Linked DNA regions of Mus musculus: all the other regions are linked to region 3. A link is a contact called in ENCODE Hi-C data. All regions are on one chromosome and are shown on one strand. Each heading gives the region's core, a stretch centred on a gene start or an enhancer-like site at or near the end of the contact. The rest is flanking DNA. Distances are from core to core; before and after follow the strand shown.

Region 1 (6,195 bases), core at 3,215-5,714, 350 kb before region 3:
GTCAAGTTAGCTCTGGCAGGGTTGTTAAACGCCCCCTCCCTTTTCTAGTGAATGAGATCACACTGTGGTTCCTCAGGTGCCTAGAATAGGATTACCCTCTGATAAGGTAAAAGTATGGGTCACAAGGGCTGCACAAGGAATCCTTGTGACATTTTCAGGGAATTGCGGTTTGCTGCTGGGAAGGGAGACAGGCCATACTCAAAGGTTCTATATACTTAGGAGGTAAGCAGGGCTCATGGCTATGTTTTAAAACATTCTCATTTGAAATAGCTCCCTATAAAAAGAACATTGTTTCTGTGTAGGCCACCTTCACAGTAAGTGTTAGTTGTGATGGGATTCTCTTTGAAAATGTTGACAAATTTATTCTGTATGTGTATGTAAGTGCAAGGGCATGCATGCTACACAGCACACATGTGGAGGTCAGAGGACAACTCGTGGGAGTCAGGTTTTCTTTTTTTTTTTTTTTTTTGTCACCTTGTGGGATGCCAGAATCAAACTCAGGTTATCAGGCCCTCTAAGCTTTCTCACCAGCGCTGTGCCAGAACTCTTGACCAGCAGCTGAGAGGCTTTAATCAGACTTAGAGGTGAGGGGCTCCTTTCCCTGCCCGTGTCCCCTTAGTTTCTACTGCCTTTCTATTATGCCTCAGAGCTATACAGCCTTGGGCAGGAGACCTGGTTCTGATATTTACTGGTTAGGTGACCTTGGGGAAGGGAGGTAACCTTGTTCCATCATCCCCTTTGAATATAGCTGGTCATGTTCCCTCCTGCAGGGGAGAAAGGAGGCTTCCTCCCCATCCATGGCCCAGCTTTCACAAGCACTTCCTGAATACAGCTTCCCACACTTCCTAGACTCACAGACATCAAGTTTCCTGGGGTAGTTTCAACCTTGAGTGCTCCAAGAAAGGTCCTTTGACCTACTCAAGGATGGACAAGTTGCTTCTGCAAGCAGCTGAGTCCAGATGGGGTGGGGACTGAGCAGCCCAGCTTATTAATGATGTTCTTTCTCTTCTTCCTTCCTCCCTCCCTTCCTTCCTCCCTCCCTCCCTCCCTCCCTCCCTCCCTTCGTTCATCCCTCCCTCCCTCCTCCCTCTTTCTTTCTTTCTTTCTTTCTTTCTTTCTTTCTTTCTTTCTTTCTTTCTTTCTTTCTTTCTTTCTTTCTTTCTTTCTTTCTTCCTTCCTTCCTTCCTTCCTTCCTTCCTTCCTTCCTTCCTTTCTTTCTTTCCTTCTTTCCTTCTTTCCTTTTTTCTGAGTCAGGTCTTATGTTGCCAAGGCTGGCCCCAAATTTTCTAGGTTGCTGAGGGTGACTTTGTGATGTTAAACTCCTGGTCATCCTGTCTCTACCCTCCAAGTGCTAGGTTACAGGTGTGTGCCCGTCACACTTGGATTATGGTGTGCTGGGGATCAAATGGGGTTTTGTGCATGCTCAGTGAACACTTTACTAATGCCTGCTATTTCAGCCTGCTATTATCAGGAAGTTCAAGTCCCCAGCCCAGGTCGTGACATCCCAGGGTCTAAGGAGTGGCGAACGAACGTCGCTGGAACCCCTGCCTCCTGCCAGCTTCGATTAAACAGACTGTTTTAGAGAATACATAAAAGGAAGAGGTGAGGAGCTGGGGCAGCAACAGCTCACAAAGAACATGCTGGAATAAATGTCATCTGGAATTAAGAGCCTGCTATCTGGTCCTGTCCTCTTTGATATTTTCATCAAAGGCTTGAATAATGGCCCCGAAGGCTAGATTATCAAATCAGGGGGAGATGTGGAGCTGGGAGACAGGAGGAATCAATGTGTGTGGCAGGACCAGTCTCTGACCCTGGAACATTACAGAGAGGCAGGGATGCCAGCATAGTCGAACTGGACCATCTCAGACTGACATAAAAATGGAGCCATAGCTCAAGCCCAGAAGAGGCCTGCTCCAGAGGATGTGTAGCACACCCCAATATTTTCTCTTACCCCCAAATCTTCCACCAGAACACACTGCCAAGGACAAAAAGGTGCTCTCTGTTCTCCTCAGACCGGATGACTAGCAAGGTGGAAGGTGGAGAAGGAGGGTGCCTGCAGTTGTAGGTAGAAACTTGGGCATGAAACCCAGTCACATGGGGCAGCGGGACTCACTCAAATACCCCAAAGAAGGAGAGGACATCTCTTGTCTGGGGGTTACCCTTGATGAAGGGCTTGCTGCTTTTTTGTTCCTGTGATGGAGGGACAGGACAGGGGCAGAACTGGCAGGGTCTCATGGGGCACTGTTTGGCATGGTCAGCATGCTTGAGTGTCCTGTGTGTTGACTGGATGATGGAAGATAGCAGAGGGCTGGTTTGGGGACAAGAGGAGGCTACAGGGCTCTCAAGGGGCAAGCATTGTGGAAAAATCAGCTTGCCTTTCTGTGTAAAGGGCTGGGAGAGGCTCCTGAGAGGACTCTGGACCCCAGTGGGTGCCAGCACCTGCGTCCTGGCCTCAGAGAGGGTTCTACTGTCTCTTTTGTCGTTCTTCCCAGCTGACTGTGGAACAGCCAGAAATAGAAGGAGGGGGCGGAGGAGAACGCATCGCTTCCATGTCTAAGTTCCTTACCCGAGCCTGAGGCTTGGTCTGTCCTGGGAGCAGGGAAAATACCAGTGCTCAGTGGATTTGATGGAAGTTTCCAACTGAGCTAGACTGGATGAGGGACCTCTCTACACCAAAGAAAAACACAAATCTTTGTGACTGGCCCTCTATGTCCTTCAAAAGACAGGAACAAGAGGTACAAACCAGGCTAGTGTTAAGCCCTGAAGGGAAGATGAACAAACCACCTAGCAGCCCTGTTTCTTCCTCCTTGTGGTCCTCCAGGCATAGACTGTGCAGTATCCTATTACAGAAGGGCCATGGGGTTTTCAATAGTAGCACAATGCATTTGGGTCCATCACCTTCCATTTCCCATGACAGGAGCTCCTCTAGTTAGGGATCCTGGTATTTCTCAGTAGCCCAGCAAAGCCCTTTGCTTTTTTCTCCCTACCATCGACATTGAATCTAGTGTTTCCCTAAAGGTCACAAGATGGCTGCCACAGTTCTGAAGGGTACACAGATCTGTCTAGTCAAAGTATAGGGCATATTTCTATTCCTCTGATGCCTTCTTATAGGAAAAAGGCCTTTCCCAGTAGTCCCACTGAAGCCATCCCTGAAGAGCCCCAAACTGAGACAGGACCTAATGTTGAGGTCACTGGGATCAGCTGAATCCCTGCAGGGGCCTGGGTTCAGGGAAGGAGGAGCCTCTGAGAGATGTCAGCAGTCTGTCATCAGGCAGAAGGTTGCAGAAATGGCTCTTGCTTCGGTAGTCCACTGAGTCTGCCACAATGACCCTCATGATGAGCTCTTGGTGGGCCGTGAAGTCAGTGGAGGCAGCATCTGAATGTTTGCCTTGTGTTCCTAATGGGAATGGCTTTCAAAGCAGAAGAGGGGATGAGTGTCTGTGTGGCACAGCAAGCTCCTGGGTAGGAGAAACAAGAAAGCTGTCCTTGAGAAAGGGGTCAGGCTGATGGGGGCATCCAGGTGTATACTTACAGGAAAGGGAAAGAAACAACTGGGTATTTGACCCAAGAAAGCCTGGAGGTTCCTGTCCCTGTGGAGAGCCACTTTGACTTGTTTGGATGAAAGCATCTGCTGTCCAGTGACAGCCTCAAAACACAGCTGTTGTCTCAGTGGAAGGAAGACATGATGGTCCTTAGAGTTAACACATAGTGGGAGATGGAGTCACTCAGAGCATGGGGTCCTGTGGGCTGGGCTGTTCAGCAGATTCTTGCTTGGGAAGGGCTAAGCAGCAAGGTTGTGGTTCATGGGAGGGCTGAGCTCAGTCCCAGGTCCTAGAAGGCACATCCTCTTCCATCTTTGAGAAGGGCCAGAAGACATCTTTACACAGGGCCCCCAGCAGGTAAATGCCTAAAGCTTTGTTGTTCCTCAAATTAAGGCAAGGCAGAACTCTTCACTTAAAGAGTGGGTAAAGCCCAGAGCGAGGCCAGAGGGCCTGGCAGACTCTCTACCCTGGGACAGTTCTGCTCTCCAGGGTTGGATCCTCACAGTCTATTGGCCCAAAGTCTCTCAGCCCTGATGTTGGAGAGTTCAAATCTCAGGACTTCTGGGACTTCAGTCTGATCCCGGAATGAGATCACAGCATTCCATGACTGTGTATGGCCTGTGTACAGGTACCCTATTCCTGGGAGCAAGAACTGTGGTAGATGAAGACGTGTAGAGGTGGCCAATGAATGTAGGGTCAGAGGTGTGATTTTTGTTCCCTCCTGCTGAGGGCAGAGATTGTTGGCTGGACATTTCACGGACAGGGTGAAGTACGTGAAGAGTCCCTTACACTCTGTCCCTATTTGCCAATGAATTCTTGGAACTGTGTCCACCTGGATCCTCCTTAAGCTTGGGACCTTGTCCAGCCACCAGAAAGCTGTAAACAACAGGGCACTGGCTGTCTCAGATCCCTTAGGACCTGACTGCTGTTCTGGCCCAGCACAGCAGCCACTAAGGAGACACTTTAGGCTCTGCTCAGTGCCTCTGATACTGAGTTCTGTGACCTTGGTCACAAGGCAAGACCTTTATCTTTCTGATGAGGGTGTCAATTCTTGCCTAACTTACAGTGTTGTCCTTGTGGTCAAATGCTGTTGATGTAGACTCTCCAGGTGTGTGCATCACTGACTAGAGGGGATCAAAGAGACCAGTACCATCAGAATCCCATCTATGAGTCCTCTATGCAGCTGGGAGACAAGGGGATGTGAGTCTTCTAGTTTGTCCAGATGTGATGTAAATTTCCAGCATAAAAGTGACTCAACTCCAGGATTAGAACTTTCCTCCAAAGTCAGAGCAGAGGGGCCAGGGTTCTGAGCTTGTGCATGCTCTTGTGTGCATGTGTGCATGTGAGTCTATGTGTCTGAATATGTGTGTGTGAATTACACACTCTTGTGTGTATGTGCATGAGAGTCTGTGTGTCTGAATATGTATGTGTGTGTGTGTGTGTGTGTGTGTGTGTGTGTGTGTGTGTGTGTGTGTGAATTGGGTGTGTACATGTTGACAAGCCAGGTTCTGTGGCTACTAACCCTGGCTGTGCCAGTATCTTGTTTCATGAGCTTGGATCTATCATTTCTTTTCTGTGAATCCAGTTCCTTTTCTCTGAAAGGTGGGCGCTGGTCCTCCGATCTGGGCACCTGCTTCACATACGTCTATTTCTCGATGTCCTTTGGCAAGGGTGGGGGGAGAAGCTGGAGGGCAGTTGCTTCAGCCACAGGGGGACACTGAGTCCACCCAAGGCTGGGCTTGTTAGGCTGTGGAGGAGAGGGAGCCTTGGTCTCATACTCTTCAATGGCCAGACCTTTTCTAATGACAGTGACCACTGCCAGGCAGTGAGCAATATGATGAGTGAGGGCACGAGCTTCATCCACCAACATTAGCCCTGGTTCCATGTTCAGCTTTGCTATCAACTCCCTGCCTGCTGTTAGACCAGTGGGCTGGCTGCTCTGAACCTTTTTTTTTTTTGGTACATAATGAGCTTTGCTAGTGTGTATTTCATGTTGTTAGAGCTGCCAGTTACAGATGACTTACCAATTATTAAAGTTTATATTTACCTGTTTGTTTATTAATTCATTCATTTATTGAGAACTTTATGTAACCCAGGATGACCTTGAACTTGCTATGTAGCCCAGGATGACCTTGAACTTCTGATCCTTCTACCTTTATCTCCCAAGTGCTGGGATTATAGGCATGTGACGCCTTTAGGCAGTGCTAGAGATCAAGCATTGGCTTTGTGCATGCTAGGCAAGTACTCTACCAACTGAGCTACATCCACAGACCCTAGTTGGGGATAAGAGGGAAGGATAAGACCTACTTCCCTATCAGTGATATTGTGACAGCCGAGGAGGTCCCCAAGTGTGCCCTGGGAAGTCTGGGAAGTATCAGGCCAACAGAGGATCTGGTATGGAATGAGTTTGAGTGTTACTCAAAACGAGCAGTGGTTTCGCTGCAGGTCTTCTAAAAACTTTTACTAAGCTTAGAGTTTTGTGGAGTTCAGACAGTGGTGATGTGTGCATCCTTCTTCCAAATTCATTAGAGCAAGGACTACCCTTCTCTTCCTTCTTGGTGTTTTGAGACAGGCTATATGCAGGCTGGCCTCAAACTCATGCCAATCTCCCTGCCTTAGCCTTCTGAATTGGAGATTGCAGGCATGAGTCACC
Region 2 (6,489 bases), core at 3,180-5,679, 370 kb before region 3:
GACTCCTTTCTTCTCTCTCCTCTCCTCCTCCCTTCCAACTTCCCCCCCCAAGTCCTAACTAAACTCTACTTTATACTATACATGTGTCATATGGCTGGTTCCTCAGGGGGAAGAGATGCCTGGGCATGGCCCACAGAGGCACCCCTCCCACCTCACCAAACCATGCTTCTATCAAACATATCCTTGGCTCTTAGTCTTTTTTCTAAAGCACAAAGCACGCAGTCTCTGGATATCCACTGCTACCTGAGACAGATGAGGGTAAAGGGGTTCTGTGTGGTGTCTCTGAAGTCCCATAGCCATGACATGTGGAACTAAAAGAAACTTGGCTATCATCCTGCAAAAACCCTTATTTGACAGATGGAGATATCTAAGGTTCAAGATGAGCCACAGGACTGACAATATACAACAGGGCTGGTACTGGAATGCTAACGTGCAGTTTCTATGCCCTCACCCTTCCTTCAACTTTTCCCAACCTTCTTACTCTAGACTATTCCTCCTGAGGTGAGGAGAGAGCCAGTTGCAAATGGGCCTCCATTTTCTCTAGATACCTTAATGTGAAGCTCTAGGAGGGCAAACCCTTAGCTGGCAGAGGCCAGCTTCTCTCAGGGTTCCCGGAATGTCAGCAGGCAGGCTGTGGGGTGACTAAGTCTGCTGGGCAGTGAGTCACTTGTAGGAGGCTTTCCTTGTCCACACTCAAAGCTCAGCATTGTAGAAGTTGTGCACCCAGGAGTGACAGAAACTGAAGAAATCTCTGAAATATCCCGTCACTTCTTAATTGGTGCCACTTCCTCCTGCATGCACAGGTTGTCCAACAGTGAGACAGTTTCTCTGTCTCATCCAGAGGTCTTTAGAAGGCCGTGATTTCCCCAGGAGAGGATTCTCGTTGATGTTGATAAGGAGACCTTCCTGTAGTTTTGTGGGGGAGCAGGGCAGAGATTCTCATCACACAGCTTCCAAATCTGACGTTCTCTCCATCCCACGGCACCGACCTCCTGACAGGCTCTCACAAGCTGGGCCTGTCGTCACACTGAAGCAACAATGCCAAGCTGTTCATAGAACCCAAAGGGTAGGTGCTGAAGAGACAGTGGGAGCTTCTCTAACAGAGACCTGGTGATGCCACACAGGGTCTCGTGGCCACAGGTGGAGGCGCGTCAGGCTCACAAACCCTCCCTGGCTGGCAGGCTCTTCAACCCCTAGGAGCTGGGGGCGGGGCCTCAGGAGCTTAGGAGGGAGCTCTGAGGATCTGTGTGACTTTGGTTCTTCTCCTGGAGAACCTTAGTTGCATCTGGACAGTGAGGCTCTGAAATGAGACCGGCCATTGGCACTGAATCAGGCAGACATGCTGGCTCAAGGTCAGCAGAAGTGGCTGGTGAGGGCATGAGGAAACAGCCACTGAAAGGAGAAGCAGAACTTCCCAGGGAGGGGACCTTAGCCTGCTTGCTCGGTGTAGGATTATTCAAGGCTACAGTGTGGGCTTTCCTCCCTGTGGGCATGTGATAGCTCTCTGTGGTCTTCTAAGGCAGGCTGACTGGGCAGAAGAGAGCTTCCTCATCTGAGGTCGCCAGTCTCCCTGGGGAATCTGGGGAATCAGCAATGAGCTCCTTACAAGGGAGATAACTGCCCAGGTCTGCCAGAGACTCTTAAGATGAGCAAGTGGGAAGACAGACAGGAATCCCTGACTTGGGTGAGGCTTGCTGTCTAGTCCCATGGGGGGGGTATCCTGAAGGTAGGGGTGGGAGTAGAAGATGCCATTGATAGGACTGTCCACTGTAGACACAGTGGAGAGATAGGAAATCCACAGAGCCAGGACTTCAGGGCTGTCCTAACGACTAGGATGGGACTGACATCAAGGCCTGGGTACCAATCCTGACATCAATAAGCCAAGCCACAAAAAGCAACTTCTTTTGTAAATTGTAGGGATCAGACTGGATGATTTCTGTTCATAACAATAAGGAAATGTCCATGGGCTTAGTAGTGTATGGCTGCAAACCCATTACTTGGGAGGTAAAGGCAGGAAGGTTCACTGTTTAGCTAGGGACTAAACAGTGAAAGAGTGTTTCAAAAGATAAATAGATAACCAACTAGTCTTCCAAAATGAATGGTGTGGTATCCGCCCTAACTGGAGGTTAGAGCATGGATTCTAGGGTTGGAACACTTGGACTCAGAGGGAAGTCATCACTTGGGAACTGAGCTGCACATGACTAAACCTTTCTGTGCCTCAGTTTCCCATCTAGGAATGATGAACCCATCTATCTACTTTCCTCCCCCAGATCAAGTGAAAGAATGCCAAGGTAGATGGCCTGTAACTTGGTAGGCCTGGGTGCTGTGCACTGGCTGCCCTGGCTGTACCTAGAGGAAACCACTGGCCAGCAATGCCAATACCATCCTGGTAAGGTGGTTGCTCCCACCAACGTTCTTCCTCCCAGAGTGTCTTTCTCACTGTTTACTCCAGAACAATGTTTACAGTCCAGCTCTGGGCCCCATCTCAGGACTTGGGGCTGAGGCTCCTGAGAGGCCACACAAAAGGTGATGGGCTAAGGACAGGATCAAAGGTTAAGACACTTCGGAGTCCTCCTGACTCTCCAGCAGCCTCAAAGGGTGGGGCTTCCTGGGACCGAGGCTTCCTTGGCTTCTTACCTAACCGGTTTGGAGGTTTTCAAAGGAAGGGCTGAGTCAGCATGGTTTATCTAAGCAGTAAATGACCATTTGGATTCTTCCTGGGGACAGCAGCCTGGACAGACATTAGCCACTCTCAACATTAGGAGCAGTCCTTGTTTAGTGTGAGAATCTCATTGAAAGACACCCAGAGAAAAGCCCAAGAACTGCATAGGTCCTATTCTGGGTTGCATAGATTGTGTCCTCCTTTAGGGGAAGGGAGGGGGCACATGTGCACACATGTGTCTCTTCCACAGGGACTTTCTCTCGGCCACTTCTTCTCTCTCACACTGCAGGTACCTTACAGTCACCCTGATGAGTGCCCATGTCTTTTCTGGGCACTTCACAGCGTTGACAGACTTTGTTGTTAGATCCAAGAATCCTGAGAAGTAAATATGAAATGGCTACACGAGGCTCACAGCCAGCTTCTCAATGCACAGAGGCCCAGGAAAGCCAGAGCACAAGCCTGGAGGCCTTTCACTGGGAGCCGCCACACCAACTTTCTTTCCTAGCCAGGCCCAGTAAGAAACTGAGGCTAGACTTGGAGAGGGGCATTGTTCGCTGCTGCCCACACGCACACTGGACAAAGGACAGATGATGCACACTGAGGATTTTGGATGCAAATAGATAAAGAAAGGCCTTGCCCTGAGGCAGAGGCAGAGGCAGAGGCAGATAAACTGACAAACAACTGTCAAGTTAAAGCTAGGCCTTTCTGCCAACAATGGAGGAGACCACATTAACTTTCTCAGCTTTGTGATGCCTGGGCCTTAGCTCCCAACCAGCTGAAGACCTTTACTCCCACACACCAGAGTGCAAGTACCCAGCTACCATTCTGGTTTCGGTTAAGGAGCCTTTTCTCCAGATAGACACTTTCTTTTGATCCTCTGGGTCAGTCAGCCTTGTGGCTTCATTTTGGTTTGTATCACCTGCCTCTCTTGATGGCACCTGCTAGGTGTTCTCACTGTAAGCAGAGCCAGAGTGGTTCCCAGCCTCACATAAACCTCTGCGTTTATCACACTGATTCTTTTTTCAGTTCTCCCACGTTCAACGACGTGGTGTGCCCTCTGATTATGGAGGGAAAAAGTCCAGCTGGGCATTTGATGCTGTGAACAAGCAACTTGGAGCTGGCCTTTCTCTTTCCTGCCTCCAAACCTCTGCCACCCACATAAGAGCCCCAACTAAGCATCAAGATGTTGTCTATTCCCTTTCTTTCCCCATGAATGACCCTATGGCCACCTCCTCCTGGCTTGCCCATCCCTTCAGCTCGGCCTCTCCAAGAGCACCGGTGCTTCCCAGGCAGGCCCCCAGCCTCCTGCTGGAAGTCTCTCAGTCTCTGACCGCAGCGCCAGAGCGCCGCCGGGAGAAACTGATCCAACCCTTCGGTTCAAAGATGAGGAACTGAGGCTCAGAGATAGAAGTGACCGCGAATCAAAGTGGCCTTCAAATGCCCGCTTTCTCCCGGCCTCTCACCCCTTCGTCCACACCAGCGCGACTGAACTCTCGGTAATGTGGAGGGCTGGTGGGGTTGGAGAGTAGCGGACGGGTGGGGGACAGGGCGCCGGGTGTCAGCACCCACCGGCCCAGCAGGTCCCTCCCGGTCTGACCCAGACTCACTTTGCCGAAAGCGTGTTGATGGAGCCGGTGACCAGCATAAGCCCGGCCAGGAACAACTGGTACTTAGTCCAGGCCATAGTGGTGGACACGAGAGACCACTTGAATCAGCAGCTCCAACCCGGGTCACCCGGGATGTGGAGTCTCCTACTCAAGAACTTCCGGGCCGGGAGTCACATGACCCCACTGGCCCACGCCCCACGCCCGCTAGCCCCGCCCCGGAGCTGCCACCGGTCTTTGGTAGGAGAGCTGGAGAAGCAGAGTGCAGGGTCCCGGGCCAAGGCTACCAGATTTTCTTTTCTTTTCCATTGCTCGGCTTCCTTTTCTTTTTGTAGTGCTAGTGTCTCATGCATGCTGAGCGAGCCCTGTACTTCTGCAGCGTACGCTCCCAGCCTCTTGGCCTCCCGGTTTGTAAAATGGGCGCTCGGGGTCATGTAGAGATGCTTAGGCAATCTTAGAGCATTTTATAAACAATTTTGAGAGGTTGAGACTGGCAGTTGGTAATAGTTACAGCGTGGGAATCTCTTTTCTCCAGGATCTCCAGAGAACTGGAGTCCTGAGAGAAATGTCCCTAGGGATCCCAGCCCGTTGAATTGCTCACATCTTTCAGTAAAGGGAGCATTTGAGTTGAGTTGTAGCTTCCAGTAGGGTGTTTAACAGCTAAAACACAAACTGGGTGTGCATTCCTAGCACTTGAAAAATGAAGGCCAGTTTCCACTATATAAGGAGTCTGAGGCCAGACTGAGTAACTAAGTAAACAAATAATTAAAATAAAATGAAAAATGAAACCACAGAAGCCAAGGATTAAGGTTATGCTTATGAGTAGCAGTGGTGTGTGTGTGTGTGTGTGTGTGTGTGTGTGTATGAGTGTATTATATATATGTGTGTGTTGGGGGTGTGGACTTGAAGATAAAACACCATGGCTTTTGTATAGTTCCTGCATTAAGCTTCCCCACGTACCCCTGAGGACCCCTATAAATATTGTTTAGAAGCATCCCTACAGAAAGACCAGACCTCGGTTTGTGTGTAGAGGACTTCTAGCATTTAATTAATTAGTTTTTGAGACAGGATCTTGTTATATAAGCCAGACTGTCTTCCAGCTCACTGTGTACTCCAAGATGGACTCCAGTTCATGACTGGCTGTCAGTTTGTTAAAAAATAAATTTATTTATTTGTGTGTTATTGGAGGGCACTTTCAAGGCATATGTGGTACATGTGGAGGTCAGGGAACAACCTAGGGGAGTGGGTTCTCAGCTGCCAGCTGCCTACCTTCCTGTTCCATGTGATTGGCAGCTCATGCCCTACCACAGGTAAAAACAAAAACCCCCAAACACGCTTGATGGCCATTTGACCCACCATACATAGTCCCTCTGTTTCTGAAGATCCTATTACTGCAGGTATGAAAAAAAGGGTGTTTTGACCACTTCTTCCTGGTTGCCTTGAACTTGTAAACATGTATAGTATACACTCAAGGGACTGTAACATCTGTTTTGGGAGATGAGGTAGAGAATGTATTATAAGTAGGGTCTTGAACAAAAATATAGGAGGCTATCGTACAGACAGGGAAACATCTTTCATGTAAGAAGGGTTATGTGTTGGATAGCTCTTGGACCTACAGAACATTCCAGAATTTTTCTTCACGAGAGTGTGCTCTTTTCAGTGAAACCAGGGATAAAAGATCCAAGAGGTGACTTCTGAGCTATGTGTCCCCCACAGTGCTTTTAGTTTTGTGTCATTTCAAAGGAAGTAGTAATTTATCCAAAACTGTTTCCTGAGACATTGGAGACTAGATGAAACACAACTGTGTCCTAAAGGGACACCATCTGCCAGGCCTCCCCACCCCTATTCCCCATGGGAGACAGTTCTTATCGACTACAGTAGGACTCTGGGCTATTTTCCCATAGGTTCAGGCCAAGGATACTTGCCTGACATAAACATTACTAATGACATTGGTGTCACTAGCCCGACATGATGTCACTAGCAGAGCAGTCTTTGTCTCTAGAGTCACATTAGAAAGTGAATTCTAATTTATTATATCATGCTGTAAGCACTCATCAAACAGCTGTCTCTGAAGTCTGGTACACAGGAGGATTTATTGGCAAAAAAGCACGTAGAGCCTACCACGTGTAAGGTCCAGAGTCAAGTACCCCTCCCAGAGTAACCAGACAAGAAGTTCAGGATGAGACACTGTTGCATATGCCAGAAAGATATTGCTGAAGGGAT
Region 3 (5,975 bases), core at 345-2,844:
CCTTGTTAAACACCACAGCAACAACCAAGACCATGATCCTCGGACAGCTTTGGAGATGGATAAATGTGGCATCACTTGGAGACAAGTAGAAGAGCAGATAAGAGTCCAGTTCATCTGTTAGCCAAACAGCAGCAACAGACAAGCTTACTAAGGATGCTTCTGCCTTGCCCAGTTCCTGAACCAACCCCAGTTCTCATCCCAGAACCTCCTAACCAAAGAGGTGGCAGGGATCCCAGGAGGAAGAACAGAGAACACAATGCAAATACATAATGTAGTGAGGCTCCTAGCCTTTCCCCAAGGGGATTGAAGGTCATCAGGGAACTGTCAGGGAAGGGGATACCCAGACAGTGTTAGGACAATTAAAAACAGATCTGAGTTACCATGACAACAAGAGATGCTAACCATGATCACAGCCTTGCCCAACTAGGATGGAGGCACACAGACCTCCATCTTGTACTTCTGCTGGGTCTGTAGACCACCAAAAGTAAAAGTGGAATGAACGACTTAGAAGTTGAACAACTGTCACATGAAGTCTGGTGACTAGTGGATGTCCCTTAAACTTTACCTAAGCTAATAAAGACACCAAAGCCTAGGGAACATGGTGGGAATGCAAGTGTGGTGGCTCCTATCACATCCCCTCTTAATTCACAGGTCTGGCACTTGCAGTACCTGGATGGATTCTAGACAATGATCATCAATGTCCGCAAGCACAAGCAAGCAGCCACCCCGCCTTTGCTACAGTAGATCCGTCGACATGGCCTTGGGCCCAGGGAGTGTGGCCACTAAGTGAAATGAAAGCTTTTACTCTTATTTTATTTTTATTTTGAGGTGTCAAGGCCTTCCTACGTAGACTAGGCTAGCCTTGATCTCAAAGAGATTTGCCTGCCTCTGCCACTCCAGTACTGAGATTAAAGGCATAAGCCACTAACCTGGCTTTATTTTATTTTATTTTTTAATTTTAAAATGGATCAAGATGCTCATATCTGTGTGGAACACACAATCACATATGCTCACTGGCTGTGATAAGGTATTCTCAGTAGAATGGGGATAACCGACTCTTTCACAGATCGCGGTCCATTACATCTCGTCAACAAACTCTAGCCTCTGGAATAAATCTGACCTAGAACTTTTTTATTTTTATTTTCAAATATTGGGACAGGGTCTCATTATGTAGCCCTAGCTGTCCCAAAACTCACTGCTTGAATGTTCTAGAAGAAAAGTTTTTCTGTTTACACCCAGGGCGCGCGCGCGCACACACACACACACACACACACACACACACACACACACACCTTACCATGGAGCTCCCACCCAGCCCGGCCCCAGCTCCCTGCAGGGCACTCTGGGCTCCCCATCGCACCACCCGGCCACCCAGCTCACCGCCTTCGGGCTTCCTGACGAGCAGCGATGCGCAGGCGCCGGGCCTGGATCCGCTCCTGCGGGTTATCCGAATGCACCGAGGGTCCGAGAATCGGGGTGGCTAAGTGTTCTTCCCCATTCTGCTCTAGGACCCCAATGGTTCCTGAGGGATTCATGGCGGCGTCTCCCACCCACTGGCAGCTCCGCCTGGACCAGCAGCCGGGTTGCTAGGAACAAGCCGTTGCCAAGGGAAAGCAGTCACCTGACCCATCTCTGGCTAGCTGTCGCGCGGCGCTCCAGCCCAGCTTCTCTGTCAGGCACTACGAGTTGTATATTTGTATCCCAAATGTGGACTTGATTCCCCTTGCCTGAAGTTGGTTTGGAGGGGCTGACTTGACCCCACGAAGGCAGATGGAACAAACCGCACCGCATCTCTTTCTGACTCAAAAGCCCAATTCATCATCCACCTTACCAAATGAATATTCCTAAAAGGCACTTTGCTCCAAAATAACTGAGTACCTGCAACATGAAAAGCATTGTATTATATAGCTAGAGACAGTGGCGTCCTTTCCTTAAGCTGAGTGGGAGACCACCTCAGCCCATTGCAGTTTTGGAAGTGTGAACTCAAGTACACTCATCATCTGTAGCCATGACCGAAAAAGAGGTGGGTTCAGGAGAATGGTTGGGGGGGGGGGGGCGGGGAAGAACCCAGGACACCACCGCTCTCTCAAAGCAGCAGTCTGCGGGGGCGGGGGGGGGGACATCATGCCTTAGGCACCGTGTGTCCCCTTGTCAACAAAATAATGTCCTGGGGCCAGAGAGAAGGCTCAGCAGTCAATGTTTATGGCCAAGGAGAGTGACCAACTGAGTTCAATCCTTTAGGCCCACACTATGGAAAAAGTACCAGTACTGATAAATTGTCCTTTGACCTTCACATGCCACAGTGGCATATGGGCACACAAAATCATAGGTGTAAAAAGTGGTTTTTTTTTTGTTGTTGTTTTTTAATGTTCTCTTTAAGAATTAAAACTATGCCTGTGGGCTTGTGGTACGGCTCAATGGTAAAGGGTTTACCTACACCAGTTGGTTCGTTGGAGCACCTTGGACAGGACACACAAAACAAAACAAAAACACCACTCCTGTAATCCCAGAACTCAGGATTGTGTTCCAGGTCATCCTGGAACACAATGAGACTCCATTTCTAAACTAAATTAAAATAAGAAATGTAAAGCCCTATACCAAAATAATAATAATAATAATACCCACCCTTATAATAATAATACACACAGACATGCAGACATAGTGGTTCACAATCAGCCCTCTGGGAGGCTGAGATAGGAAGACTGTAAAGTTCTAGGCCAAGCAGGGCTACATTTCAAGACACTATCCCTAATGCAAACCACTCGACAGTTTTATTTTTGTAGCATTGGAGACTGAACTTAGGGACTCAGACATGCTAGACATTCCTTGATGATGAAGGGGTTTTATGGCTTAGGGAAGTTGCAATGCAAGAATGAGTTTGCTGCTGGGGGTGGTGGCACACGCCTTTAATCCCAGCACTCAGGAGGCAGAGGCAGGCGGATTTCTGAGTTCGAGGCCAGCCTGGCCTACAAAGTGAGTTCCAGGACAGCCAAGGCTACAGAGAAACCCTGTCTCGAAAAAAAAAAAAAAAAAAAAAGAATGAGTTTGCTGTGTAAAACCTAATCCTCTATAATAGGAAAGCCCAGAAGACACACCCTTCATAAATCCTATAAGATGCAAACTGGTGAGAGGGCCACCAGCACATCTGAAGGGCTTTGTGGTCTCTGCTTATGCCAGACCTTAGGGTTGCAGATGCTGCTGCTCAACTGAATGGATGAAAGGCAATGGGATTAACTGGGCACTGAGGTAGCAGGGGCCAGTGGCAGCACTGAATCACCAGAAGCAAGATGACTGCAGTTATATGGGCAGCCTAGACAAAACAATGTTCATAATGATGTAACTCATAATGGTCAGCACAGGCAAGACAAATTTTATAACGGCATGACTCATACAGACCTTTGGTACTGGCTAATCACGGTGTTTCCAGGCATGAAGTAGATAATGAGCCTATTGCATTTATTTCATCTGTATCAGAAAAAAAAATCTCAAACAAATGAAAGAAAGGCTATATCGGATTCTGGCAAAAGGCAGTCTCGGCCAGTGCATCTATTTCCAGACTTGAGCCAGTTTGCAGACCCAGAACCCCTTGAATGAAGGGGTAGCCAGGGTCCTCTAAGGAAGGACCTTGAGAAGACCCCTAAAAGTTTTGCTGTTAGCCTTTCTCCAGTTCTTCCTGAGAGGGAGCTACAGCCTTTGATAAGGGTAACTGTACACTGGGGGAAAGGAAATGACCAGACTTTCCTGAATACTGGTCCTGGGAAATCCCAAGAAACGTTGCCTGCTTATTTGGATTCTGGAGCCGGCACATTCCTCACTCGGGTGTGGTACTCAGGCCCATTTACTAAGTGATTCAGAAAGCTGCTACCTTTGTGTGGGGCCTGGACAGGAGAAGGCTCTTCAACAGGTCAAGGCTGCTGTCCAGGCTGCTCTACCACTTGGACCATATGATCCTACAGACCTGATGGTACCTTGAGGTGTCAGTAGCAGATAGAGATGCTGTTTGGAGCCTTTGGCAGGCCACTATAGATGAATCACAGAGGAGACCTTTGGGATTTTGAAGCAAGGCTCTACAACCATCTTCCTTTGAAAAACAGCTCTTGGCATGCTATTGGGGCTTAGTGGAAACTGAACATTTGACAATGAGCCACCATGTGATCTAAACTGCCTATCACGAGCTGTGTGTTATTAGACACCCCAAATCATAAAATCAGATGTGCACAGCAGCATTCTATTATCAAATGGAAGTTGTATATACTCAGGCCCAAGCAGGTCCTGAAGGCACAAGCAAGTTACATGAAGAAGTTGCCCAAATGCCTATGGTTTCTACTCCTGTTACAATGCTACCTGCTGCCAAGCATGCACCTATAGCCTTATGGAGCATTTCCAATGATTGAGGGAGAAAAGACTAGGACCAAGTTTACTGATGGTTGGGTACATTATGCGGGTACCACCCAGACCTGGACAGCTACAGCATTATAGCCCTTTCTGGGACAACCCTGAAAGACACTGTTAAAGGGGGATCTTCATAGTGGGCAGAAATTAAGGCAGTGCACATGGACTACAGTTTGGAAGAAATGGCCAGATGTAAGATTGTTCATTGACTCATGGGCTGTAGCCAATGGATTGGCTGGATGGTCAGGGACTTGGAAAGATCACAATTGGAAAAATCGGTGAGAAAGACATCTGGGTAAGAAGTATGTGGCCTAATCTATCCAAACAGGCAACAATATTTGTGCCCCATGTAAACACTCATTAAAAGGTGACTTCAGTCGAGAAGTTCAGTAGTCAATTAGATAGGATGTTCTGTTCTGTGGAGAGTCAGCCTCTCCCTAGACGTTCCTGTCACTGCCCAATGGGCACATAGACAAAGGGGCCATAGTGGCAGAGATGGAAGTTAGGCATGAGCTCAGCAACATGGACTTCCACTCACCAAGGCTGACCTGGCTAGAGCTACTGCTGAAGGCCACATCTGCCAACAGAAGAGACCAACAGCACCATTCCCCAGGGTGACCAGCCAGCAACCTGGTGGCAGGTTGACTACGTTGGACCATTTTCCCTGTGGAAAGGATATGTTGTCCTTACTGGAGTAGATCTTTATTCTAGTTAGGGGTTTGCCTGTCCTGTATATACTGCTTCTGCCAGAACCACCATCCGTGGACTCACAGAATGCCTTATCCATCATCATGGTATTCCACACAGTATTGCTTTTGACCAAGGAACTCATTTCACAGCCAGATAAATGCAACAGTGGGCTCACAGTCATGGAATCCACTGGTCTTACCATGTTCCTCACCATCCTGAAGCATCTGGTCTGATAGAAAGGTAGAATGGCTTTTTGAAGACTCAGTTGTAGCTCCAATTAGGTGGCAGCAGCCTGGAGGTCTGAGACGGGGTTCTCCAGAAGGCAGTACATGATTTGAATCAGTGTCTGATAATATGGTGTGGCTTCTCCCATAGCCAGGACCCACAGGTACAGGAATCAAGGGCAGAGAAGGGTATAGTTCCACTATCACCCTTAGTGACACACTAGGACAGTTTTTGCTTCCTTTCCCCACAACCTTATGTTCGGATGACCTAGAAGTTTTGGTTTCAGAGGGAAGAGTGTTCCTTCCAGGAGTCACAACAAGCATTCCATTGAACTTCCCCCTGGTCCCTCTGGGCTTTTAATGATCTTAAACCAGCAGGCTAAGAAAGGAATAACAGTGTTTGGAGGGATGATAGATCCAAATTGCCATTGGGAAATTGGATTGCCTTTCCACAGCTGAGGTTAGAAGGATTGTGTCTGAAGTGCAGGAGATCCCTTAAGGTGTCTCTTGGTACTACACTGTCCTGTGATTAAAGTCCATGAGAAACTACCACAGCCTAATCCAGGCAGGATGACAAAGGGCACAGACTCATCAGGAATGAAGAGATGGGCCACTTCTCCAAGAAAAGAGCCAAGGCCCTCTGAGGTGCTTGCAGAGGGTAAAGGAAAT
Region 4 (5,906 bases), core at 2,273-4,772, 320 kb before region 3:
AGCGGGAGACTCTAGGGGAAGGGTCTCATCTTGCCTGGCTCCATTCCTGGCCCAAATTGGCACAGGCACCTGGGAAGGGCAGCCGGCCAGCCACGTGCCAATGTTACTTTAAAAATAAACCCGGGAAGAACGAGGCTTAAAAATAACCCTGGGGATGTGTGAGCAGCTAATTACTACTGCAGCCCCCTGTCAGGGCTTCAGGGAGTGAGCTGGGCCTCTGTGGTGTTTGGATGCTGGGTCCTCTCTGCTCATGTCTTTTGGTTTGTGAACCAGGGAGCAGCCTGGGATAGAACACAGACACACAGAGACAGACACACAGACAGACACACACTCCTGGAGGGTTAAGTCCCTTTCAGGAGACTGTGAACGATGTCCGTTATTTCAGAGGTCAGATCAGCAGTGAGGATGTGCCCAAACCTGGCACCCAGGGTTAGGGCAGTGAGGACACGCAGTCTTTGGGCAACACCGGTGACTTTCAGATGGAAAGAGCTCTGGTGTGCTGATCTGCTCCTTTCTCTGAGGTGGGCGTGGTAGTGACAGACAGACATGGTAGTGACAGACATAGTAAAGCGGCTGGCCTTGCCAGTGACTCTCTAGTCAGGATTTCTGATAACCACCTTATATCTGTTTCATTTTCCTGCTCAAGGAAGGATAGAGGATCCTTCCGGCTGTCCACTCCTGATTTACCCACAGAGATACCCTTGGATGCCCAGTGCCAGGCTGGAGTTAGTAGACTAAATCCCAGGCTCTCTCTGTCTCAGTTAGGCAAGTAAGGCAGGCCCATACTCCTGCCCCGAAGGCTGATATCCCCTAAGGCTCTTGGGTATTCTTCCAGCCCCGGCCCCACCCCTGACAACTTGTGCATAGGGTAGAAGGCCATCCTACACTGACTGTGGGGGAAAGATATGGGGCCCAGTTGAGGATGCATCTGACCAAAGATGGCATGCATGCAGGGATCAAAGAGAGAGAAAACCTGCCTTTCTCAGAGGGGGAGGCAGAGGTCTAGACTCCTGGGAGCTGACAGGAGGGGTCGAAGGAGGGGGAGGATGTCGGGGAGGTGGGAGGGCTAAGAACAGGCAGGTTGTAAAGGAAGGAGCTATGTAGGAAAAGCTGAGCTGCTCCCCATGGCTGGGTGTCCCAACCCATAAACTTGTTGGGCTTTGGTATCATTTGCATAATGAACCGTAATGAACCTAATGATCACTACCCCTGGGCCTCTGCGGGAGCTTTGCAAAGCTTTGGCCTGCAAACAGGAAGGGCTGCCATTGCTGCTCTCCCCTACCTGACTCCTGCCTCTCCAAATATGACCCCGTGTTCCAATTCAGGACCTGCAGGTACAGAATAGCACCCACCCCCAAGCCCGTCCTTTCCTTTGTGTCTAGAAGGAACTGTGGAGCATGACATTTTATATGTCCCTTTGACCACCATGGTGACATGTCCCCTGGCTGTCCCTTTGTGGTCTCCTAGCAGCTGTGGGCAAGATTGACTGCTCTCTCTCTCTCTCTCTCTCTCTCTCTCTGCTCCTCCCACTTTGGAGTCCACCATTGTTCTGAAGTCCATCTCTCCTTCCTTCCTAAGTCTCAGCCAGGGCTCTGCCCACCCTGGGCGAGCTCTTTAGCACTGAGCCATAACCCAGCCTGTGAGGCTCCAAGATAGTGACTCTCTATGGACTCCAGGTTTCAATCCTTCTGCCTCCACCTCCCACTGCTGGAAGATTCCAGGCATGTGCAGCAGCTCACCCTGCGCTCTCTGGCCTTTCCTGCTCCATCTCCCATTGTCACAGTTAGGCTGGGCACTGTGCTGTTCCCAGCTGGTCTTGCACGGCATCTGGCTCTCAATATTATGTCTGTTTCCCGAGTCTCTGTCTTAGCTTTGATTTCTCCTCTAGTGGCAGGCTCACCTTCACAAGATTGTCTCACAGTTAGTCAGGATGCCCCCAACAGCAGCCTTGAAGCTTTCTCACAAAACCTGCTCCTCTATAGTGTCATTTTGCATCGGGTAAGTGCTTAGCCTCCATTGGTCACTGAAGTCAAAGGCCCAGGACCAGACACACTTTTCCCATTTCCCTCCAACTCCCAGAGCCTGCTCCCTTTCCCCAACACAGGCATCTTTCCCATCTCCTCTGCTTTCCAAACAGCCTCAATCGGCATGTGACCATCGCCTCCTATGGCATCATCTGGTCCAAGCACAGCTCTCCTTGTGGGTTATGGACTGTAGCTGATGTGTAACTGGTGTGTAGCGGGTGTGTAGTGGCTGTGTAGCAGGTGTGTAGTGGGTGTGTAGCAGGTGTGTAGCTGGTGAAACCTGCCTTCTCTCTTGGACAGAATGGTTTTGTAGAATTTTTATATTTTTAAAAAACTTTATTTACTTTTCACACACATACATGTAATATGTGTGTGTATGCATATGTGACCACACATGCATGTGTTCACAGACATGCATATCATGATTTGCGTGTAGAGGTTCGAAGGACAACTTGTAGGAGTTGACTCATTCCTTCTAGCATGTAGGTGAGGAGGGTCATCAGGCTCTGTGGCAATTACCCTTCCCCGACGAGCCATCTCTCCAGGGCAAGGTGGGTCATCAGACTCTGTGGCAATCACCCTTCCCCGCTGAGCCCTCTCTCCAGGGCAAGATTACACTTCTTTATCACAACGCGACTTAGTTTCTTCGATTCCCCTAAAAAGCAGATACTGGGAGAGCAGGGGCTACTTTTCCCTAGATGGGTCTCTGGGGTCCAGGACAGCTCCCGATGCATGGAAGATGCTTGCAGCCACCAGATGGTTGGAGAAATGAGTGTGTGGAGTATGGGCTGAGTGGGAAGAGTCAGGGCGCCTGGCTCTGTGCACCCCATCTCCTCCTGTTCCCCATCTGCAGGAGGGAAGGGTGTGTTACCACATCTCTAGGACTTTCAAGGACCCGGGAGAGTTCTAGAATGCTGTACCTCATGCCCATCTGAGTCTTTATTCCTCAGTAAAGTCCGAGTCAGTCACTCCCATCTCTCCCTTGCACAAGGTGGAGTGAGCATTAGAGTCAGCTCCACAGGTCCCCACGTGCCTCACAAGCATCCTGACATTGTAAACCATGGGGAGGGCTCAAGGGGCTGGGCTCTCTGGGTGGGTTGTGCAGGATAGCCTGTCACACACACAATGTTAGTTCCCAGGGCCTTGGAAACCTCAGAGTCATCCCAGGGTCTAAATGGCAGAACTGGCTATCAGTGTACACCCTGGGTTGTCAGTGGCTGAGAAGACTCTATCTGCAGCTTTCTTCCTGGCTACCTGCTCAGAAGGCACTGATTGCGGTCAGCAGGCACCTGGCACTCTACTGTCTCCTGAGCTCAGTGTCAAGGCTTCCATAGGAGATGACAGCCTGGGGCTTCCCCTTCCTTTTCCACCGGGAGGCGCCTGCATTCCAGTGGTCCCACGGGCTGGGGCAGTGGCCTCTCTGTGCTGATAAGCTGGATATTGGTCACAGCTAGAATCAGTCTCTTTCCAGAAGGGGTAACTTGGAGGTCCTGTGGAGAACTCTTGGAAGTGGCTGCAGAGGAAGTCCTCCCAGGGCCTGGGCACCATGAGGTGAAGTAAGGACAAGATCTTAATCCTGGGCTGGGTTCTTCCCTGGAGGATGCTGGGAAGGGAGGCCAGGTAGGTCCAGCAGAGACTGACTGAACTCTGAGACTCTTGAACGTCTCCCAGCCTTAGACTTCATAGGCAAAGCTAGGGTCACTTGGGACTTGCTCCAAGTATTACAGCCAGCAAGAAGCAGAGACACAGTGGAGGGGACCACTGTCACTCTCAAAGTCCCTTCTGTCATTTGAGATGATCTTATCCCATGTGTCCCTTCTTTCTTCTTTCTTTCTTTCTTTCTTTCTTTCTTTCTCTCTCTCTCTCTCTCTCTCTCTCTCTCTCTCTCTCTCTTTCTTCTTCTTCTTCTTCTTCTTCTTCTTCTTCTTCTTCTTCCTCCTCCTCCTCCTCCTCTTCCTCCTCCTCCTCCTCCTCCTCCTCCTCCTCCTCCTCCTCCTTCGCTCAGCTGCCCTAAGCTAAAATCTTCCCCATAGTTCACAGAGGAGACACACCTGCCTGCGTGCCCACTGAGTAACCCTACAGGGACAAGAAGACAGCAGAGGTATGATTGCTTGGGACTCTGAGGACACTGAGCTGAGGGAAGGAGGCTTACACTCGAGTTCTGGATACCTTCTCTCTGGCCTGGCCTGAAGGAGGACCATAGAGGGGCTCCTGCTCCAGACTCTGGGCTTCTGCTGACCCTTACAGTGGGAAGTCCATTGACTCAGAGGGCCAGCCATTCGTTCTCTGCTGATTGGGCCTATGCTGTGCTGAATCCCTACCCTGAGCTTGTTCTAGACCAGGCTAAGAGCGATCGATAACTGTGAAGGGGTAGACACATGCTGCCCCTGGCGGGGGGGGGGGGGCTCCTCTGAGGCCCCCTTACTGCCTCTTATCCTCTGGGGGAGGTTCAGCATGACTTTCTCCATCCACCAACATCTGCCTCCCGTCTCACCCCAGAAGCACTGCCTTTGAGCTCACGGGGTTTCCTCCTCAGCCCCTTCAGAGTTTCTGAGATGCCAAGGAAACCAAGAAAGCAAAGTGACTCCTGTGACTGGTGGGGCTGCCCTGCTGCCCCGAGAAAGAATGCTGATCCTGTGAAGCTCTCTACTCTCCCCATTACCTGAGAGTCTTAAAGCCCAAGCCCCACCTAACAGACCTGTGCATCCCAGGTACTTAGGGACATGAGGCAAGAGGATCTTCTTGTCTTCAAAGTCTGACTGAGCTTCAGAGCGAGTTCAAGGCTAGCCTGGGCAATCTAGTGAAACCCTGTCTGAAAATCAAAATCAAAACACAGGTTGAGGGTAAAGCAGAAAGAAGGCTTACAATATGGTTCAATGGTGGACTATTTGCCTAGCTCACACTGGTTCTAGATCCAACCCACAGTGTGACCAAAATCATGATGAAACCTCATGAACAAAATATGAATGAAGTCCCAGGTTAGGGGCTAACACCATGGCTCTGGCTCCAAGAACTAGGGTAGCTCCTGGGGAAGGGGTCAGATTAAAGGGTCTGGTCTTGGTGTTGGCCACACTATCACTCACTACAGAGTCAAGGCTGGTCCCACTGCTGCTGGAGTAGGAGGAATGATGCCCACAACTGGGGCTGATGGGAGGCTTGGGAGAGATACAGTGCGAACGAGTCCTGTGCGTGTAGAACATGGCCACTTGCCAACCAAGGACACTTGGGGTGTGTTCCCTGAACCCTTCCTCCCCAGACCTCAGGAGCCTCATCTGTAAAATAAAGTTTAGATAGCACCTCCTCCTGGGGCAACCAAAAGGTCTAGATGAGGTGGCACATACAAAGAACCCAATCCATGGTAACTGCCCAAGGAGCAGCCCTGTGTATAACTGGAGACCGAGGCAGGCTCTGGGAGAAAGATGGCTGCCTGTCAGTTCTTAGATCTCTATTGAACACCCAAGAGCAGAAGTATATGTTGCAACTGATAGGGGGCCGACTCTTGCCTGAAACTCTCATAGCCAAGAGAGCCTCTCTGAAGGGGAAAAGGGACTAGGCTTTGTCCTGAAGGAGGAGGCTGACCCATCTGGGAACTGATGTCTCTCTTTAGGCTGTCCCATGAGACTTGACAGTTCAGAACCCTGAAGAAAGCGCCCCAGGTGATCCTGTGACCCACAGGCTGAAATGTGACTTTACAGATGGGTCTGAGATGGCCATTTCAGAATTGGAGTCATGGCCAGGAGAGAACCTGAATATTCATGAAAAGCAACACTGAGTCCATGCCAAGCTTAAGCCAAGCTGGGAATACTCGGGGTCCAGAAGTGTGGCTGAGGGAAGGGGGGCCTCAGAGCAGGGACCTGGGACCACGGATGACATCAGGTCCTG

Evidence for each region. A loop is a pair of places that touch in the nucleus more often than their neighbours do.
Region 1: a map of T-helper 17 cell shows a loop between it and region 3 (2.8-fold over the local background). The contact joins the enhancer-like site here to the promoter of Drc1 in region 3. A Hi-C loop is called at or near these places in 2 of 37 maps with a recorded cell type or tissue (T-helper 17 cell and T-helper 2 cell).
Region 2: a loop to region 3 is called in a map of T-helper 1 cell, with 3 times the contacts of the local background. The contact joins the promoter of Slc35f6 here to the promoter of Drc1 in region 3. A Hi-C loop is called at or near these places in 3 of 37 maps with a recorded cell type or tissue (T-helper 1 cell, T-helper 17 cell and regulatory T cell).
Region 4: a loop to region 3 is called in a map of T-helper 17 cell, with 4 times the contacts of the local background. The contact joins the enhancer-like site here to the promoter of Drc1 in region 3. A Hi-C loop is called at or near these places in 2 of 37 maps with a recorded cell type or tissue (T-helper 17 cell and T-helper 2 cell).

Annotation. Positions count from the first base shown.
Region 1 is chr5:30,626,905-30,633,099 of GRCm38, reverse strand. No RefSeq gene overlaps it. Among named protein-coding and RNA genes, the nearest start is that of Mir5625, 18 kb to the left of the region's middle. Within about 2 kb of position 4,464, at least 1 of the 3 ENCODE cell types and tissues checked has a DNase peak (open chromatin) inside an H3K27ac peak, as active enhancers do.
Region 2 is chr5:30,645,879-30,652,367 of GRCm38, reverse strand. It overlaps Slc35f6 (solute carrier family 35, member F6), which reads right to left and starts at 4,429. Exons shown (of 6, transcript NM_175675.3): 1 at 4,270-4,429. The coding sequence starts at 4,346. It overlaps Mir5625 (microRNA 5625), which reads right to left and starts at 4,432; the gene lies at 4,353-4,432.
Region 3 is chr5:30,277,012-30,282,986 of GRCm38, reverse strand. It overlaps Drc1 (dynein regulatory complex subunit 1), which reads right to left and starts at 1,594. Exons shown (of 17, transcript NM_001033460.4): 1 at 1,381-1,594. The coding sequence starts at 1,535.
Region 4 is chr5:30,599,055-30,604,960 of GRCm38, reverse strand. All of the region lies in intron 1 of Kcnk3 (potassium channel, subfamily K, member 3), which reads right to left. Among named protein-coding and RNA genes, the nearest start is that of Gm9899, 13 kb to the right of the region's middle. Within about 2 kb of position 3,522, at least 1 of the 3 ENCODE cell types and tissues checked has a DNase peak (open chromatin) inside an H3K27ac peak, as active enhancers do.